2 separate regions of the Homo sapiens genome follow, and region 1 is linked to region 2. The links are chromatin loops, found by intact Hi-C in ENCODE. Cell type or tissue: HCT116. All regions are shown on one strand. Links, peaks and the distances in the headings refer to the core of each region. The heading gives the core; the rest is flanking DNA. Region 1 overlaps ABCC4 (ATP binding cassette subfamily C member 4 (PEL blood group)). Region 2 holds the start of LOC124903193 (a long non-coding RNA gene).

What was found. Hi-C counts contacts between places; a loop is a spot of excess contacts. Peaks named below come from ENCODE experiments on the same cell type or tissue, not always from the same donor. Only the 100,000 strongest peaks of a DNase experiment are listed, where the experiment ranks them.
Region 1: a loop joins it to region 2, with 13 times the contacts of the local background. A loop is called at or near these places in 29 of 110 quality-filtered maps.

The regions. Positions count from the first base shown.
Region 1 is chr13:95,291,175-95,300,394 of GRCh38, reverse strand. All of the region lies in intron 1 of ABCC4 (ATP binding cassette subfamily C member 4 (PEL blood group)), which reads left to right. Among named protein-coding and RNA genes, the nearest start is that of ABCC4, 5.7 kb to the left of the region's middle. RefSeq lists enhancers at 602-661, 3,682-3,771. In HCT116, for the core only: a CTCF peak has its summit at 3,648 (motif pointing left); a DNase peak (open chromatin) is centred at 3,646.
Region 2 is chr13:95,400,354-95,409,573 of GRCh38, reverse strand. LOC124903193 (a long non-coding RNA gene) reads left to right here and starts at 4,486. Exons shown (of 2, transcript XR_007063839.1): 1 at 4,486-5,249. In HCT116, for the core only: a CTCF peak has its summit at 5,098 (motif pointing right); a DNase peak (open chromatin) is centred at 5,123.

The sequences.
Region 1 (9,220 bases), core at 2,337-4,836, 110 kb after region 2:
TGACCAGCTTCTTTCCCCTGTTTCCAATACTTTCACTTCCACGTAGGAGGACAGCTCGGAGGTGGGGTCCCTGGAATCGCTAACCTTCAGAGAGGTGATCCATGGTCTTGATGCAGGTGGTTCCTACCAGGAGTTCTACCTTCTTAAAACCACCCCAGGGCTCCTGAGCTGGGAGGGCCCACAGCCCTACCCATTTTGTGCAAGGAAACAAACGGAGAAAGACTCGGGTGACAGTAGTAACTAAAATTTCCATCTTGGCCTGGCGCGGTGGCTCACGCCTGTATCCCTGCACTTTGGGAGGCAGAGGTGGGTGGATCACGAGGTCAGGAGTTCGAGACCAGCCTGGCTGACATGGTGAAACCCCGTCTCTACTAAAAATACAAAAATTAGCCGGGTGTGGTGGAGCACGCCTGTAATCCCAGCTACTCAGGAGGCTGAGGCAGGGGAATTGCTTGAACCCAGTAGGCGGAGGTTGCAGTGAGCTGAGATCGCCCCACTGTACTCCAGCCTGGGTGACAGAGTGAGACTCCGTCTTGGGGGAGTGGCGGGTGTGTGTGGGGGAATTCCGTCTGCTAACTACATAAGCCTGAACCTTTGAAGGGCTTCAATCTCACTTGGATGATTATTAGATCTTCTGTTTCTTGACCTCTGCCGCCTCATCTTTCCCACATGTTGATATTGCCTTTTATTATGGGACAACCTAGGGTGGGGGTCTCCAATTTTTTGGGTTCCCTGGGCCACACTGGAAGAATTGTCTTGGGCCATACATAAAATACACTAACACTAATCATACACTAACACTAATGATAGCTGATGAGCTAAAAAAAAATCGCAAAAAAAAATCTGATGTTTTAAGAAAGCTTACGAATTTGGCAGCCCATGGGCCTCAGGTTGGACAAGCTTGACCTAGGGGATTCCAAGAGGATGAGTCGCTTACTCTTGTTTCGATTGTGGTACACTCAGTGGGTGTAGGAACTTCTCTTGGTTGTTTGGCGGCCTTTCTCTTAAGGAGAGGGGCACGTGGAGGAGGAAGGAATATGGGTGTGGTTTCTGCAAATAATAACTTGAGGTAGACAAATGGTCTCCTCAACTTCAGGCAGGGCAAGGAACTTTTTTTTTTTTTTTTTGAGACAGGATCTTGCTTTGTGCAAGCTGTGACCCAGGCTGGAGGGCAGTGACACATTCATAGCTTGCTGCAGCCTCCAACTCCTGGGCCGAAGCAATCCTCCTGCCTCAGCCTCCCGAGTAGCTGGGGCTCCAGGTGTGTGTCACCATGCCCGGATAATAAAAAAAAATTTTTTTTGTAGAGATAGGGCTCTCTATGTTGTTGCTCAGGCTGGTCTTGAACTCCTGGGCTCAAGTGTTCCTCCCGCTTCGGCCACCCAAAGTCTGGGATTACAGATGTGACTCCTGCCTCCTTATATTTTTCTCCCCCTGCATTTTCAAAATGTAGGTGGCAGGGAAATAGGAAGTGATGCGCTCCCATTGATGACTTGAGTAGGTGTTCATTTCCGGTTTCCCTGATGGAAGGGAAGGAGCTAGTAGACCTCTGTTTTACTCCGAGGACACTTAAGCTGAGAGTGGTTAAGTTGCCTGGACTCACACAACAATCAAGTGTCAGAGCAGGCTCCAAAGCTGGGCAGACTGGCTCCCCAGCCTCTTTGGAGCTGCTGTACTGAGCTGCTTCCAGTTCAGGTGCTGTCGGAAATGCATGGAGAAGGCGCTCCCTGTTCTGGAAGGCTAGAGTTTCTCAAGGGAAATTCTTAAAGTACCTGCAGTTGGAGATGATGCATGTGTAACAACTATTAGTGTGCTTTAGGGCAGCTGTTCTCAAAGCATAGCACTCAGAGCAGCAGCATCGGCATCACTTGGGAGATTCTAAGAGATGCAGATTCTCCAGCATCCACTCTGGACTGATTCAGTAAAACTGGAAACACTGGGTGTGTGGGTGGGGGTGGTGAGGTTTCAAGTGCTCCAGGTGATCCTGATTTGAGGCGCTTACTGCTTCCAGCTACTCCTTTCATTGGAGTATTATTACAGTATTATGCTTTTCTTTATTTTTAATTGTTAAAATTTCTTTATTTCTTTTTTTTGAGACGGAGTCTTTCTCTGTTGCTCAGCTCTGTCACCCAGGCTGGAGTGCAGTGGTGCAATCTCTGCTCACTGCAACCTCTGCCTCCTGGGTTCAAGTGATTCTCCTGCCCCAGTCTCTCAAGTAGCTGGGACTATAGGCGTGCACCCTCACACCCAGCTAATTTTTGTATTTTTGGTAGAGATGGGGTTGCACCATGTTGGCCAGGCTGGTCTTGAACTCCTGACCTCAGGTGATCTGCCCGCCTTGGCCTCCAAAAATGCTGGGATTACAGGCATGAGCCACTGTGCCTGGGCCAGTTTGAGGGATTTTAAAGTCTGAGGCCTCATAGTGAGAAAATAATAATAATCATCATCTGAGGAATGCGGAGTCCTTTTAAATTATCAGGCCCAGAGAGACATTAAAATGACACAGCAGTCACCTCGTAGTTCCCACCCCCTTGAGCTATTTACTTATCACTCGAAAGTACTTCATATTGCCACATAGCTACAGATTAACCTAACAGTGCCCCAAGGACACTGTAATCCACAGCTCAGGAGTTTGAGCTCCAGCGATCTGCCTGCCTCGGCCTCCCAAAGTGCTGGGATTACAGGCATGAACCACCACACTGGGTCTGTAGTAAATTCTTGAGTTATATTTTGTGCCTTAGCCTCCTGCTTTTAGGTCAGTATTTGTGTACCCTTCCCACTGCCAGTGGAAAGCTGAAATGAGCCCATCCAGGAAGTGGCTGCCTGGAGACAGGGCCCACCTTGTAGGGAAAAACTGCTTTTTCACCTTCTTGTTGAGTGTTTGCTTTTCTTCTCAAATATCATCTGCTTTCTGAACTTGTGAACTGGCAGCTGCCTACCTAAATGATGCCAATAACTGGCTTACTGACTTTTATTCAAAGTATTTTCCCGGGATTTTGGTGTATTTATAGCATAATTTGGACTTGGAGTCTAAAAGGAGTCATGCATTATGGCTGTTGGCAATTGTGGATTTTTAAAGGTAGTATTTTCACCTATTTCTTTCTTTTTTCTTTCTTTTTTTTTTTTATGAGACAGAGTTTTAGCTCTGTTGCCAGGCTGGCCGTGGTGTGATCTCGGCTCACTGCAACCTCCGCCTCCAGGGTTCAAGTGATTCTCCTGCTTCAGACTCCCAAGTAGCTGGGATTACAAGTGCCCACCACCATACCTGGCTAATTTTCATGTTTTTAGTAGAGACAGGGTTTCACCATGTTGGCCAGGCTGGTCTCGAACTCCTGACCTCAGGTGATACACCTGCATCGGCCTCCCAAAGTGCTGGGATTACAGGTGTGAGCCACTGTGCCTGGCCTTCCATTTTCTTTTAGCTATTGTTTCATTTCTAACAATAAAGGCAGCTAGAATTTCTTTTGGTATTTGATATGAGATAGTCCCCATTTTTTCCCCAAACAGCTCGTTTTCCCCATTATCATTTATTGAATAATTCCTCCTCTTTCCCGTTAGTGGAAATAAGTGGCATAGCCTATGAACTGTGGCCAGCTGGGCACAAGATGGGTCAATCCCTGAGACTCTCCTAGGAATTGTCCTGCTGCCCCCTGGTGCCCGGCAGGCACTTTGCATTCCTCTGCCCACACCTGATCCAGAGGTGATCTGGGGTCAGCAGCAGGGTGGAGGCTAACAACGAAGGACTTTTCCCTAAATATGGGCATTGAGAGGGATCTCCAGATGCATCTGGCCCACAGAAAGTGGTTAAATCCTTGCTCCCCTGTTGCTGGCCATATCTCAGTGGGTGAAGTGTCATCTTGCAAAGCCTGTGCTGCTGTGGAAACTGCCACTGGTGACCAGACAGACTCTCTGGAGACCTGCCCTAGAGAGCTGATGACATGACTATAGAAGCAAACACAAGTGGCTGAGGGCAGGGGATGGCTTAGAGAGGAAGGGTGTGTGAGGCCCTCAGTCAATGCATCAAATGTTTAATTTTATATTTTCTTTTTCTATAATAAAAAAAATATTTTTCTTGTAGAGATGAGGTCTCACTATGTTGCCCAGGCTGGTCTCAAAATCCTGGGCTCAAGCAGTCCTCCTGCCTTGGTTTTCCCAAGCGTTGGGATTACAGGAATGAGCCACTATTCCTGGCCATTTAATTTTGTGTTTTTGTGTGTGTGTGTGTGTGTGTGTGTGTGTGTGTGTGTGTGTGTGTGTGTTTTGAGACAGGGTCTTGCTCTGTTGCCCAGGTGGGAGTGCAGTGATGCAATCATGGCTCATTGTAGCCTCAAATTCCTAGGCTTAAGTGATCCTTCCAGCTCAGCCTCCCAAGTAGCTGAGCTACAGGTGCACGCCACCACACCTAGCTAAAGTGTTTTTTTTTTTTTTTTTTGACGGAGTCTCACTGTCACCCAGGCTGGAGTGCAGTGGTGTGATCTCAGCTCACTGCAACCTCTGCCTCCTGGGTTCAAGTGATTCTCCTGCCTCAGCCTCCCAAGTAGCTGGGACTACAGGTGCCTGCCACTATGCCCAACTAATTTTTTTGTGTGTTTTTAGTAGAAATGGGGTTTCAGTATGTTGGCCAGGCTGGTCTTGAACTCCTGACCTTGTGATCCGCCCTCCTTGGCCTCCCAAAGTGCTGGGATTACAAGCATGAGCCACCGCACCTGGACACCTAGCTAATTTTTTGAGGGGCGGGGGACGGAGTCTTGCTCTGTTGCCCAGTCTGGAGTGCGGTGGCGTGATCTTGGGTCACTACAATCTCTGCCTCCAGGGTTCAAGTGATTCTCCTGTCTCAGCCTCCTGAGTAGCTGGGACTACAAGCGCACGCCACTGCATCCAGCTAATTTTTGTATTTTCAGTAGAGATGGGATTTCATCATGTTGACCAGGATGGTCTTGATCTTCTGACCTTGTGATCTACCCACCTCGGCCTCCCAAAGTGCTGGGATTACGGGGGCGAGCCACTGTGCCTGGCCAGTAATTTTTATTAATACATTTTTGGTAGAGACCAGGTCTCGCTGTGTTGCCCATGTTGGTCTTAAACTCTTGGCTTCAAGTGATTCTCCCGCCTTGGCCTCCCAAAGTGCTGACATTGCAGGTGTGAGTCACTGTGGCCGGCCAAATAGTAAATTTCTGTGTCTGCAGAATCACAGTCTCTTGGGGTTGAGCATCCTGAAATCTGCATTTTTTAAAGCATTATTTCCTGGTTGATTCAGATGCTGAGATTTGGGAGCCACGTTTCTCAGGTCTTTCTCAGTCTTTGGTGTCCAATTCTACTTGATCGGTGTCTGGGAGGCCAAGGTTACTGCCTTGATCCTCTGCGGTTTAGATTATTCATTTAGCAAACATTTGAGTGCCTTATTTTTATTTTATTTTTTGTTTTTAATTTTTTAATTTTTGAGATGGAGTTTCACTCTTGTTGCCCAAGCTGGAGTGCAGTGGCGTGATCTCGGCTCATTGCAACCTCTGCCTCCGGAGTTCAAGCGATTCTCCTGTCTCAGCCTCCCAAATAGCTGGGACTACAGATGTGCGCCACCATGCTCAGCTAATTTTTTGTACTTTTAGGAGAGATGGGGTTTCAACATGTTGTCCAGGCTGGTCTTGAACTCCTGACCTCGGGTGATCCACCCACCTGGGCCTCCCAAAGTGCTGGGATTACAGGCGTGAGCCGCCATGCCCAGCCTGGACTATGTTTTCTACCCCAACCTTGTGGTCAGAGGTGACCATGAAACTGAGACCTGGCCAATAGGAAGTGGTTGCAAAAGGTGTCTCGCTTCCACGACTGGAACACAAAAACCAGCCCCATGCAACGCCTCTCCAGCTGAATAAAGAGGCCTCCTGGAGAGGAGGAGGACTGAGAGGAGGCCGAGCCGCAAGATGGTGAAAGTCCAGCTAGGAGTAAATGTATGGTGTTGTTCACCACCCTAGATGGCCCAAAAGGGGACTATAGCATGACAATAGGCATGGTCTTGGTTTCTTGTTTTCTTTTTTGAGACGGAGTCTATCTCTGTCTTGCAGGCTAGAGTGCAGTGGCGTGATCTCGGCTCACTGCAACCTCTGCCTCCCGGGTTCAAGCGATTCTCTTGCCTTAGCCTCCTCCCAAGTATCTGGGATTACAGGAGCTCAAAACCACGCCCGGATAATTTTTTATTTATTTATTTATTTTGTATTTTTAGTAGAGAAGGGGTTTTGCTGTGTTGGCCAGGCTGGTCTCCAACTCCTGACTTCATGTGATCCACTGCCTCGGCTGGTGATTTTGAATTAAGCCATTGAGAATCAGGGCTTGTTTAATAGCTAGCATTATTTGCACGATACAGTGGCTGCCTCCCTCATTGTGTGAGCTCTTTGAGAACAGGAATGGTACTTTATTGTAATGGATTTGCACCTGGCAAGAAAGAAGGCACCCTGCCTTCTTTCATGGTGGCACATGCCTGTAATCCCAGCTACTTGGGAGACCGAGCAGGAGAATCGCTTTAACCCAGGAGGTGGAGGCTGCAGTGAGCCAAGATTGCACCACTGCACTCCAGCCTGGGCTACAGAATGAGACTCTGTCTCAAAAAAAAAAAAAAGCAAAAGAAAACGTAGTCCAGGCTGGGTGCGGTGGCTTATGCCTGTAATCCCAGCACTTTGGGAGGCCGAGGCAGGTGGATCACAAGGTCAGGAGTTCAAGACCAGCCTGGCCAACGTAATGAAACCCCGTCTCTACTAAAAATACAAAAATTAGCTGGGCGTGGTGGCATGCACCTGTAGTCCCAGCTACTCGAGAGGCTGAGGCAGGAGAATTGCTTGAACCCGGGAGGCAGAAGTTGCAGTGAGCCAAGATCACGCCACTGCACTCCAGCCTGGGCAACAGAGCGAGACTCCATCTCAAAAAAACATAGTCCGTGTGTCCAGCAGTCGCTGCTGCAGGAGTTCATCCTGAACCCGTGTTGGGTGTGCTGGAGTAGAAGTATGGAAAAGCTGTGTGAGGGTGGGGATTTTGTTTTTGTTTTTGTTTTTTGAGATGGAGTCTCTGTCGCACAGGCTGGAGTGCAGTGGCATGATCTCGGCTCACTACAACCTCCGCCTCCCGGGCTCAAGCGATTCTCCTGCCGCAGCCTCCCAAGTAGCTGGGATTACAGATGTGCACCACCAGGCCTGGCTAATTTTTTTGTTGTTGTTAGAGACAGGGTTTTGCCATGTTGGCCAAGATGGAGATCTCTGGGGAGGGGTTTACCTTCCTGTTGGAGCTTGGATGGAGAAGGTGGGAAATCGTTCCTGGCAGGGGATGAGATGTCCAGGTCACAGAACTGCAGTTGGAGAAAGTGTTGCCTGAGACGTGTGGCGAATGACCACCCCTCAGTCGCTATGTCGTCCCTGCCAGCCGGTAGCGTTTGTTACACCCAAGGTTGCCCTCCCCTCTTTCATCCCAGCAGATGTTCAGACTTTGCTTCTCCCACTTCCAGCCCCTTACTCATGAGTACTTACAGCCCTTTTGTGGCCTGCGACGTAGCTCCTTGTTCCATTTCTGGGTTCCATGACCACTTCCGTGCTGGTCTGTTTCAGGCCTAGTCCCTGTCTGCTCTTTTCTCTGCGCTAGCTCCTATCTTCCCCTTTTCCTTAGTGTCATAGAATTAGTGGGTTGAAAGGAAGAGATCTTCTAGCCCACACTCAGTACAGGAATCCCTTCCAGATACTGGGCAGTGGGGAAATGCATTATGTGACTCTCATGACTTTAGATTCGAATGCCAGAATTATGTTGTATTGAGCCACAGTTTTCTTTCCATGCAATTTCTACTTGTGTTTACTTACTTCTAAGAAAAGCATTACAGAATTTAATGAAGCAAAGAATGATCTGTGAATCAAGCAGCTCCTAGAACCAAAATAGGTTCAGAGCCGCTCTCCTTTGTTTTTTTGTCAACACGCAGAGCAAGTTGGCTACCTCCCTTCATATGCTCGCCTCATAGTATTCAAAGACAGCTATCATGGCCACATTAAATCTTTGTTTCTTTGTTTGAGACAGGGTGTCACTCTGTCACCCAGGCTGGATTGCAGTGGTGCGATCTCAGTTCACTGCAACTTTCACCTCCTGGGCTCAAGCCATCCTTCCACCTCAGCCCCCTGAGTAGCTGGGACCACAGGTGTGTGCCAGCATGCCCAGCTAATTTTTTATATTTTTTGTAGAGATGAAGTTTTGCCATGTTGCCCTGGCTGGTATTGAACTCCTGGGCTCAAGTGATCCTCCCGCCCTAGCCTCCAAAAGTGCTGGGATTACAGGCATGCGCCATGGTGCCTGGACAGGAGTTTATTTTTGACCCTGTTAAGTTTGAGATGCCTGCTACACATTCAAGTGGAGATGTTGAATAGGCATTCAATTGGTCATGAGTTTGGGGCTCATGGAGAAGTTTATCTTATTATTATTATTTCTTTAAATGGAGTTTCACTGTGTTGCCCAGGCTGGCGTGCAGTGGTATGATCTTGGCTCACTGCAACCTCCACCTTCTGGTTCAAGCAATTCTCGTGCCTCAGCCTCCCGAGTAGCTGGGATTACAGGCACGCGCCACCACACCCAGCTAATACTTGTATTTTAGTAGAGATGGAGTTTCATCATGTTGGCCAATGTGGTCAGGAAGTTTATGTCAATTTGGGCATCATCAGTGATACATGCAGTTGAGCTATATTGGACACATGGCCAATTGACCTCACAGTCCGCAGGGCTTGTCCCCATGTAACTGCTCTTCTATCCCTATGCAAATTCATTTTGTAGATGCTAACGTTTAGCAGCTCATTGTTGCTGTTGAAAGTTCTTGGAACACTTTCGTAGTCTGAATGCTAGAAAGGATGGGTCCTAGGAATGTCCTCTAGGTTGTGGCAGATCCACTAATCAACACTGTGGTTGCTAGATTAACTTGGCCACAAGTGTCAAGAGAGGTCGTGTCATATGGAGGTCTGCTTTATGGAAGTCAAGAGGTATTGGAGTATTGGATCACCTGGGCACTTCTGTCTTTTTTTTTTTTTTGAGACAGGATCTTGCCTTGCCAGCCAGCCTTGGAGTGCAGTGGTGCATTCATAGCTTATTGGAGCCTTGACTTCCCAGGCTCAAGTGATCCTACTGCTTCAGCCCCCCAAGTAGCTGGGACTACAGGTGCGGGCCACCACAGCTGGCTAATTTTTCTAATTTTTTGTAGAGGTGGGGTTTT
Region 2 (9,220 bases), core at 4,130-6,629:
ACAAAGTGAGACCAAGTCTCTACAAAAAAAAAAAAAAAAAAAAAATCAAAAAATTAACTGGGTGTGGTGGTGCATACCTGTACTCCCAGCTATATGGGAGACTGAGGTAGGAGGATTGCTTGAGCCCAGGAGGTTGAGGCTGCAGTGACCTGTGTTCCTGCCACTGCACTTCAGCCTGGGAGACACAGCGAGACTCTGTCTCAAAATAAAAAGGAGGGGTGCTGGGCGCAGTGGCTCACATCTGTAATCCCAGCACTTTGGGAGGCCGAGGCAGGAGGATCACTTGAGGTCGGGAGTTCAAGACCAGTCTGACCAGTCTGGCCAACATGGTGAAACCCCATCTCTACTAAAAATACAAAAGTTAGCCAGGCGTGGTTGTGCATGACTATAATCCCAGCTACTCAGGAGTCTGAAGTAGGAGAATCGCTTGAACCTGAGAGGTGGAGTTTGCAGTGAGCCGAGATCATGTCACTGCACTCCAGCCTGGATGACAGAGCAAGACTAAAAATAAAAAAAGAATTATGGTAAAATATACATAACATAAAATTTATTATTGAGACAGGGTCTTGGTTTGTTGTCCTGCAGCCTCGACCTCCCCAGGCTCAGGTCATCCTCCCACCTCAGCCTCCCGAGTAGCTGAGACTACAGATGTGTGCAACCACACCTTGCTAATTTTTGTATTTTTTGTAGAGACAGGGTTTGGCCATGTTGCCCAGGCTGGTCTTGAACCTCTAGACTCAAGTGATCCTCCTGCATTGACCTCCCAAAGTGCTGAGATTACAGGTCTAAGCCACCATGCCTGGCCTCATTTTAACCATTTTTATCTTATTAATTCAGTATCATTAAACACGTTCTCATTGTTGTGCAACCATCACCACTATTCATCTATAGGGTTTTTTTCATCTTTCCAAACTGAAACTCTGTACCTATTAAACCATAACTCCCTATTTCTCCTATCCCCAACCCCTGACAACCACCATGCTACTTTTTGGCTCTATAAATCTGACTATTCTAGGCATCTCACTTGAACAGAATCATACAGTATTTGTCCTTTTGTGACTTGCGTAGTTCAGTTAGAATGATGTCTTGGCCAGGTGCAACATAGAGAGACCCCCATCCCTACAAATAATAATTAATTTAAAAAAACAATAATTAATTTAAAAAATTAGCTGAGCATAGTAGTGTGAGCCTGTAGTCCCAGCTATGGGAGGCTGAGGTGGGAGGATCAATTGAGTTCGGGAGGTCAAGGCTGCAGTGAGTCGCACTGGTGTCACTGCACTCCATGCCAGGCGACAGACCAAAAAACAAAAACAAAAACAAAAACCTAGAAAAAAATATGGAAAGCAAGCACAGTGCTTGGCATACAATCAATGGCCAGTAGTTGCATCCATATAAATGACCCCATCTCTACCTTCAAACTGGGCCTGATTTGCTTTTGTTTATTTATTTATTTATTTTTAATTTGAGACAGGGTCTCGCTCTGTCACCCAGGCTGGAGTGCAGTGGCATGATCTTGGCTCACTGCAACCTCTGCCTCCCAGGTTCAAGCAATCCTCCCACCTCAGCCTCCCGAGTAGCTGGGACTACACGTGCCTGCCACCATGCCTGGCTTTTTTTTTTGTTTTTGTTTTTTTTGAGACAGTCTCACTCTGTCACCCAGGCTGGAGTGCACTGATGCGATCTCTGCTCACTGCAACCTCTGTCTCCTGGGTTCAAGCAATTCTCCTGCCTCAGCCTCCCGAGTAGTTGGGATTACACACCTGGCTAATTTTTGTATTTTTAGTAGAGATGGGGTTTCACCATATTGGCCAGGCTGGTCTTGAACTCCTGACTTCAGGTGATCCACCCGCCTCGGCCTCCCAAAGTGCTGGGATTAAAGGTGTGAGCCACCATGCGCAGCCTGGCTAGTAAATCAGAGATGCCACCAGGAAGCCAATGAGCACAGAGCAGTCAGCCTCCCATCTGATAAATAGGAGTCACCTACCTGTGTACCAAGTATCACCTGGTGCCCTGGTCTGTGCGTGCAGTTTTTCCAGGGCTTGGAAGGGGTTCAGTACTGCTCCCTTTGTTCTAGCTTTCCGTTGTCCTGGACTCCTCCTGGGCTGATGACTGAACTGAGTAGTGCTGAATTTGTTTTTTTATATTATTATTATTATTACTGAGAAACAGTTTCACTCTGTCACCCAGGCTGGAGTGCAGTGGTGTGATCTCAGCCTCACTGCAACCTCTGCCTCCCAGGTTCAAGCAATTCTCATGCCTCAGCCTCCCAAGTAGCTGGGATTATAGGCATGTACCACCATGCCTGGCTAATTTTTGTATTTTTAGTAGAGATGGGGTTTCGCCATATTGGCCCGGCTGGTCTTGAACTCCTGACCTCAAGTGATCTGCCCACCTCGGCCTCCCCAAGTGCTGGGATTACAGGTGTGAGCTACCGTGCCCGGCCTGGAGTGCTGGATTTATAACTGCTGTGGATCAACTTGAATTTGCCGCAAAATCTGTTTAACGGACTCTGCAGATGGAGCGAGCTCTGTCGCAGGCAAGCCTTGGGGTCCAGGGTGAGTGCTTCGTACACACCCTCTGATGGATGTGGGGAAGGTGATGTGTAGAAGCAATGGCGGAAGTAATGTCCACGTCTCTTTGAGATGAGAAACACATATTTTACTAGCCTTAGAGAAAATGTAGATTTTTAAACCTGTAGTTGGGAGGCCCAGAACATTTTTCTTTATAAAATTTGCCAGATGCTTAGCAGGACCTCCATGAGTCAGAGTTGTGATTTAGGCAGAAGTTTGTCTTTGCCCTGGTTCGCAACCTAAGGATGACTGTGTTCTCTTCTCCCTTTTCCTCCCCTCTTTGATGAGTCCACCATCATCAGCACCCCCTGCCCACTCCCTTCCCTCCTCGCCCCCAACCCCAAGCTGCTCTCAGGCAGGGATCCGCTACCACCTGCAGGTTAGTGTGGATTTCACTTGGCATGTTGCGTTTCCCAGGAATAAATGTTTTTCAGTTCAGTGAAGGCTAATTCAGAGCTGCCCCCTCCCACCTCCGTCACTCTAAATAAAAAATGTGTTTGCTAAATGCTGTGGACTGAATTATGTCCCCCTAAAAGTCATTATGGTGAAGCTCTCTCTACCCCATTGTGATGCCTCTGGGAGGTGATGAAGCCTAGATGAGATCATGAGGGTGGAGTTTGCATGATGGAATCAGTGCCCTTATAAGAGACACCAGCGAGCTTGGTTCCTCTTCCTCTCTCCATCCACACACACTAAGGAGAGGCCATGAGGCATGGCAAGGAGGCAGCCGTCTGCAATCCAAAGAGAGAACCCAGACCCCAACCCTGCCAGCACCTTGACCTTGGACTTTCAGTCTCCATAACTGTAAGAAAATAAATTCCTTTTGTTTAAGCCACTGGGTCTGTGGCTTTTTGTTAGGGCAGCCAGAGCTGACTAATACACTAAGAAAATGCAGGTTCAGGCCAGGCACGGTGGTTCATGACTGTAATCCCACCACTTTGGGAGGCTGACGTGGGCAGATCACTTGAGGTCAGGAGTTCGAGACCAGCCTGGCCAACATGGTGAAACTCCATCTCTACTAAAAACTACAAAAAATTAGCTGGACATGGTGGCGCATGCCTGTAATTCCAGCTATTTGGGAGGCTGAGGCACAAGAATCGCTTGAACCCCAGGATGCAAAGGCTACAGTGAGCCGAGATCGTACCATTGCACTCCAGCCTAGGTGACCAGCGTGAAACTCCCCATCTCTAAGAAAATATAAAAGAAAAAGAAAAAAGAAAATACAGCCTCAAGACCAGCCTTCCAGCCTCTTTTTCCAAATAAACTGTTTTCCCTATGACCCTCCTACATAGAATTTCTGACACCCAAACAGCTTAACCCTTACCTGTACTTGTGTAGAAAATTACCTAGATGCACCAGTAGCTCCCAGAGCACCACCAAGGCGAGCCATCCCAGGGTCGCGGAGCAGAAAGACACACAGTCCAAAAGGTTAACAAGCTTAGGATAGGATGCAAGTGGGACAGAAGGAGCACACTGTCTGGATCCAGATCACGCAAAGTTTACATGTCTTATCCCTTTCTCAGCTATATCAGCCTCATGGTAGCACGGATGTAAGGACCAGCATGGAAGTTCCAGTAGAGGGACCCAAGAAATGGCCGCACCTGGAGCCGACACATCCCCTCCTCCACCAGAAGACACAGAGCACGCACACGTGCCCACCGCTGCAGCTGGCTGGTCAGCCCACTGAGCAGCACTGGGCTTATCTCCCTTTTCTTGGGCAGAGTGCATATGGGGCCAGAATGGGACCACACTGGGTCTCACCAATGTGTGGTTGACTTAGGCATGACATGACACAGCTGTCAGCTTATAAGGTGCAGAGTGATTTTCTATCTTTGAGGAACATTGCTGTCTGTTCCATTATACTGTTTATTCCATTTATCTTAATATGGCTTACAGATCACCAATTTACTTATTAACTATACTGAACATATGCTTTTAGTTTTGTGTACATTATCCAACTTGCTTCCTTACAGGGAGAACAAAGCACCTTAATATTGTCCTGAAATCACCCCAGGTGGGAAAGTCAGCCACAGCTTCTGCAAAGGAATCGTGGAACACTATCAGATGTGCAAGTAAGGGCTAGCACATACGTAACCAGATTTAGATATTACTCTTACATAGACATTTATTGCAGTGAGGAATATATATTTGGAGGCGTCTGTTTCCACAATGCTATATATTTTTGAAAAGTGCTACTGTCACAATAACTCATGCACTATTATTCTACTGTGTCTTTATAATGCTGGAAGAAGAGGGGCCAGGATTGTGCTAGTCATCACGCCCCTTGCAACCCGTCTTGCTCCTGCAGTCCTCTGCCTTTCTTTTGGCATGTGCACTTCTTGTTCCTGCCATATGAGTCTGTTAGAATACGAACATAAATTATTTTGAGCAGATGTGAACTAATGTTACCCTACTTGAAGAAAAGAAAGGAAAAACCTGCCGGACAACTCTGTTGTCACCTAAAAGAAAAGCACTGATGAGCTCCAAATAGATGGAAAGTCGATTCCTACAGTTGCCCTGTTTTGCCACGCGGTGGCGCTGATGCACCAGGAAGACACCACGGCTCTGGAGCGAGCAGCTGCTCTGCTGGCTTGGATCTGTCCCAGAAACGTCTGAGGGAGGTGGTGACCCTGAGAAGGGAAATGGACAAGATGATGAGCCAGAGAAAATGGATGAAAGGTAAGAACATGGAGACAGTGTAAGGCAGACGTTAAGAACGTTGACTTTGGAGCCGGGCGCCGTGGCGCACACCTGTAATCTCCGCACTCGGGAGGATCGCTTGAGCCTATGGGAATTCGAGACCAGCCTGGGCAATATAGTAAGACCTCCCAACTCCTCCAACCCCCACCCCGCAAAAACGGAATGTTGACTCTGGGATCCACTACGTTGCTTTCCAATCCCAGCTCTGCCACTCAGGCACCTCAGTTCGCACTTTCTTACTGAGAAAGTCAGAGGGACTGGCTAAGGGCAGACCATTTGGTGGGAAACAAGTGGGGATACGGTTTGGATGTGCGACCCCGCCCAAATCTCCTGTCGAATTGTAATCCCCAGCGTTGGAGGTGGGGCCTGGTGGGAGGTGATTGGATGGATCGCGGGAGGAGGGGTGGGTCTCTCATGAATGGTTTGGCGCCATCCCCTTGGTGCTGTCCTGGCGATCGTGAGTTCTCCTGAGACCTGGTTGTTTAAAAGTGTGTGGCATCTCCACTCTCTCCTTTTGCTCCTGCTTTGGCCATGTAAGGCGCCTGCTCTCCCTTCACCTTCCAACATGATTGGAAGCTTCCTGGAGCCTCCCCGGAAGCAGATCCCAGTATAATGCTTCCTGCACAGCCTGCAGAACCAGGAGCCAATTGAGCCTCTTTTCTTTATAAGTGACCCAGTCTCAGGCATTTCTTTATAGCAATGCGAGGAGGGGCTGATGCAAGTGGAATTACCCTGCTGAGGACAGGCACACACTAAGCACATAGTACTCATCTAAGGGCCTAGAACACAATAGAAACTCGAGAATATATCATGTTGGTGGAGGGGGAAGATGCAGTGACTTTGTATTTACAAACGGTCTTTTAGCTTAATTCTCTCTACTATTTCTCACTTTGTGGAAAAAGGAAATGAAAAATCCACTGAACTGATTTATCCACAGCAGGTACATAAAGCCACTAAAACTGACCCCCTGTTTACTCCTTCTCTTCCACCCACCCCAGCAACTTCCATTTGTCAGCAACACTGCTGGATAAAGTATTGCCAGGAGGAGGTACTAATTCACCAGAAACAGCCCACAGTTGCTGAAGACTGAGTTTTTGCTCCCCTCTCCCTAAGCAACCTGACACCAATTAATCTTTTATTAAAGAAAATTGAGGCCGGGTGCAGTGGCTCACGCCTGTAATCCCAGCCCTTTAGGAGGCCAAGCGGGCAGATCACCTGAGGTCAGGAGTTTGAGACCAGCCTGGCCAACACGGTGAAACCCAATCTCTATTAAAAATACAAAAATTAGCCGGGTGTGGTGTCACACACCTGTAGTCCCAGCTACTCAGGAGGCTGAGGCAGGAGAATCCCTTGAAACTAGGAGGCAGAGGTTGCAGTGAGCCAAGATCATGCCATTGCACTCCAGCCTGGGTGACAAGAGCAAAACTTCATCTCAAACAAAAAAAGAAAAAGAAGATTGAGAGTTGCTTGACAGCAGTTGACCAACTTGGCATCATTCTGTTGTCAGTTATCAGTCTAATGACTAATTTTTTGGTGAAAAGGAGGAGAAAAAGCGGGTGGGGGGGAAGTTCATGAGTCTAATCCACAATGACACTGGCTTCTTTTTTTGAATGTATATAAAAGCAAAGAAGCAATTAGCTTCACATAATGGATCATTTATAGATCATTTTTACATTTCGAAATTATTTTTAAAATATTTTCAGTGGCCAGGCGCAGTGGCTCATGCCCGTAATCCCGGCACTTTGCGGGGCTGAGGCGGGCAGATTATTTGAGGTCAGGAGTTTGAGACCAGCTGGCCAACATGGTGAAACCCTGCCTCTAACACAAGTACAAAAATTAGGTGGGCGTGGTGGTCCATGCTTGTAATCCCAGCTACTTGGGAGGCTGAGGTGGGAGGATGGCGTGAACCTGGGAAGCAGAGGATTATATATATATTTTTTCAGTTACCATTAACAATTGAGTGGTGCTGTAGGCTGTAATCATAACAAAACAGAGACTCATAGGGAAAATGAATCTTAGCTATAATTTGGCTGACATTCTGATATATCATTCATTTTGAATGAAAGCTAGGGTTTAGGCAAGATATGTTTCCTCCAAAATAAATAGGTAACAATTTTTATTCATTTATTATTGTATTTTAATTTGTTTTGTTTTTTGAGACAGAGTCTTGCTCTGTTGCTCAGGCTGGAGTGTAGTGCCGTGACCTCGGCTCACTGCAAACTTCATCTCCTGGGTTCAAGTGATTCTCCTGCCTCAGCCTCCCGAGTATCTGGGATTACAAGCATGCACCTCCACACCCAGCTAATTTTTGCATTTTTAGTAGAGACAGTGTTTCACCATGTTGGCCAGACTGGCCTCAAACTCCTGACCTGAAGTGATCCACCCGCCTTGGCCTCCCAAAGTGCTGGGATTACAGGCATGAGCCACCTGCCCGTCCCTAGGTAACAATTTTTATATTTCCAGTTGCTTATTTTCTCAGTTGTAAATACTGCAGTGCCTACTAGAGTGCTTGATACATTCTTCTCTGTGTGGTAGAGGCAATAGAAAAATGGTACTCAATGACAGTAGTTTATGTAGGAAAAATAATAATCTTATCTCCCCCTCCTACAACTCAACATCACCTCCAAAATTACTGAAGGAAACTGAAATATTTCACCCCAAAATAGATTTCCTTGACATGGTACAACATGGCTATTCAGAAGGTCTGGAAATAAAGGAAAAGCTGCAAAGCTACCCTTTGTTGGGGAGATTTGCACCTGTAGAGAAAATCCACACGGGTGCAACCAGGCTTTCCCTGAGGCCTTCCATTGTCCAATCTGGGAAAGATGAACTGAGAGTCCGACACCTTTAAACATCTGAAAAGAACATTCACCATCTCTTCTCTCTGAGAGCTGCTACCTGTGAGATTTCATCTACATAACAAGATGACCTTTGTAAGCCAAGCCCCCTCTTCTCTCCTTCCCATAACCTGTCTGGTCTTGCTCCAAGCCCTCGTTTTTTCTGAAACCTCAAGATGGTTACAGAAAAGCATCAACCAGGCTGGGCAAGGTGGGACCATAATCCCAGCACTTTGGAAGGCCAAGGTGGGAGGATTGCTTGAAGCCAGGAGTTTGAGACCAGCCTGGGCAACAAAGTAAGACTCCGTCTCTACAAAAAAAAAAAAAAATATATATATATATATATGTATACATATATACATATATATATGTATATATGTATACATATATATATCACACATATATACACATATATATGTATATATATATGCAACATGACAAAACCCCATCTCTACTAAAAATATAAAAATTAGCCCAGTGTGCTGGTGCATGCCTGTAGTCCCAGCTACTTGGGAGGCTGAAGTGGGAGGATTTCTTGAGCCCGGAGGTTGAGGCTGCAATGAGCCATGGTCAAGCCACTGCACTCCAGCCTGGGTGACAGAGTGAGACCCTGTCTCAGAAACAAACAAACAAACAAAAAATTAGCCAGATGTGATGGTGTGCACCTGTGGTCCCAGCTATTCAAGAGGCTGAGGTGGGAGGATCGCTTGAGCACAGGAGTTCAAAGATCCAGTGAGCTATGATCGCACCACTGCACTTCAGCCTGGGTGATGGAGTGAGACTCCATCTCTAAAAAAATAGCTATTAAATTAAAAAAAAAACTTTTAAAAAAGAAGCATCAGCCATCCAGCCATGTATCTGAGGTCTTACGACTCCCATGCATATTAATGAATTTGTATGCCTTCTCTGTTCTTAACCTGCTTTTTGTCAGTTGACTTTTCCATGAGCCTTCAGAGGGTGAAGGGGAAGCTTGCCCTTGGCCCCTAAAGTACTGTGGGTTTTGTCTGAGAATTACCCAGAGGTCAGGGCACAGGTGGACACAGGGAACTCCATGCTGTATCCCCTGTGGTCTGAGGTCTACCTGAAGCTGGATGCCAAGGCCCTTGCCAGGGT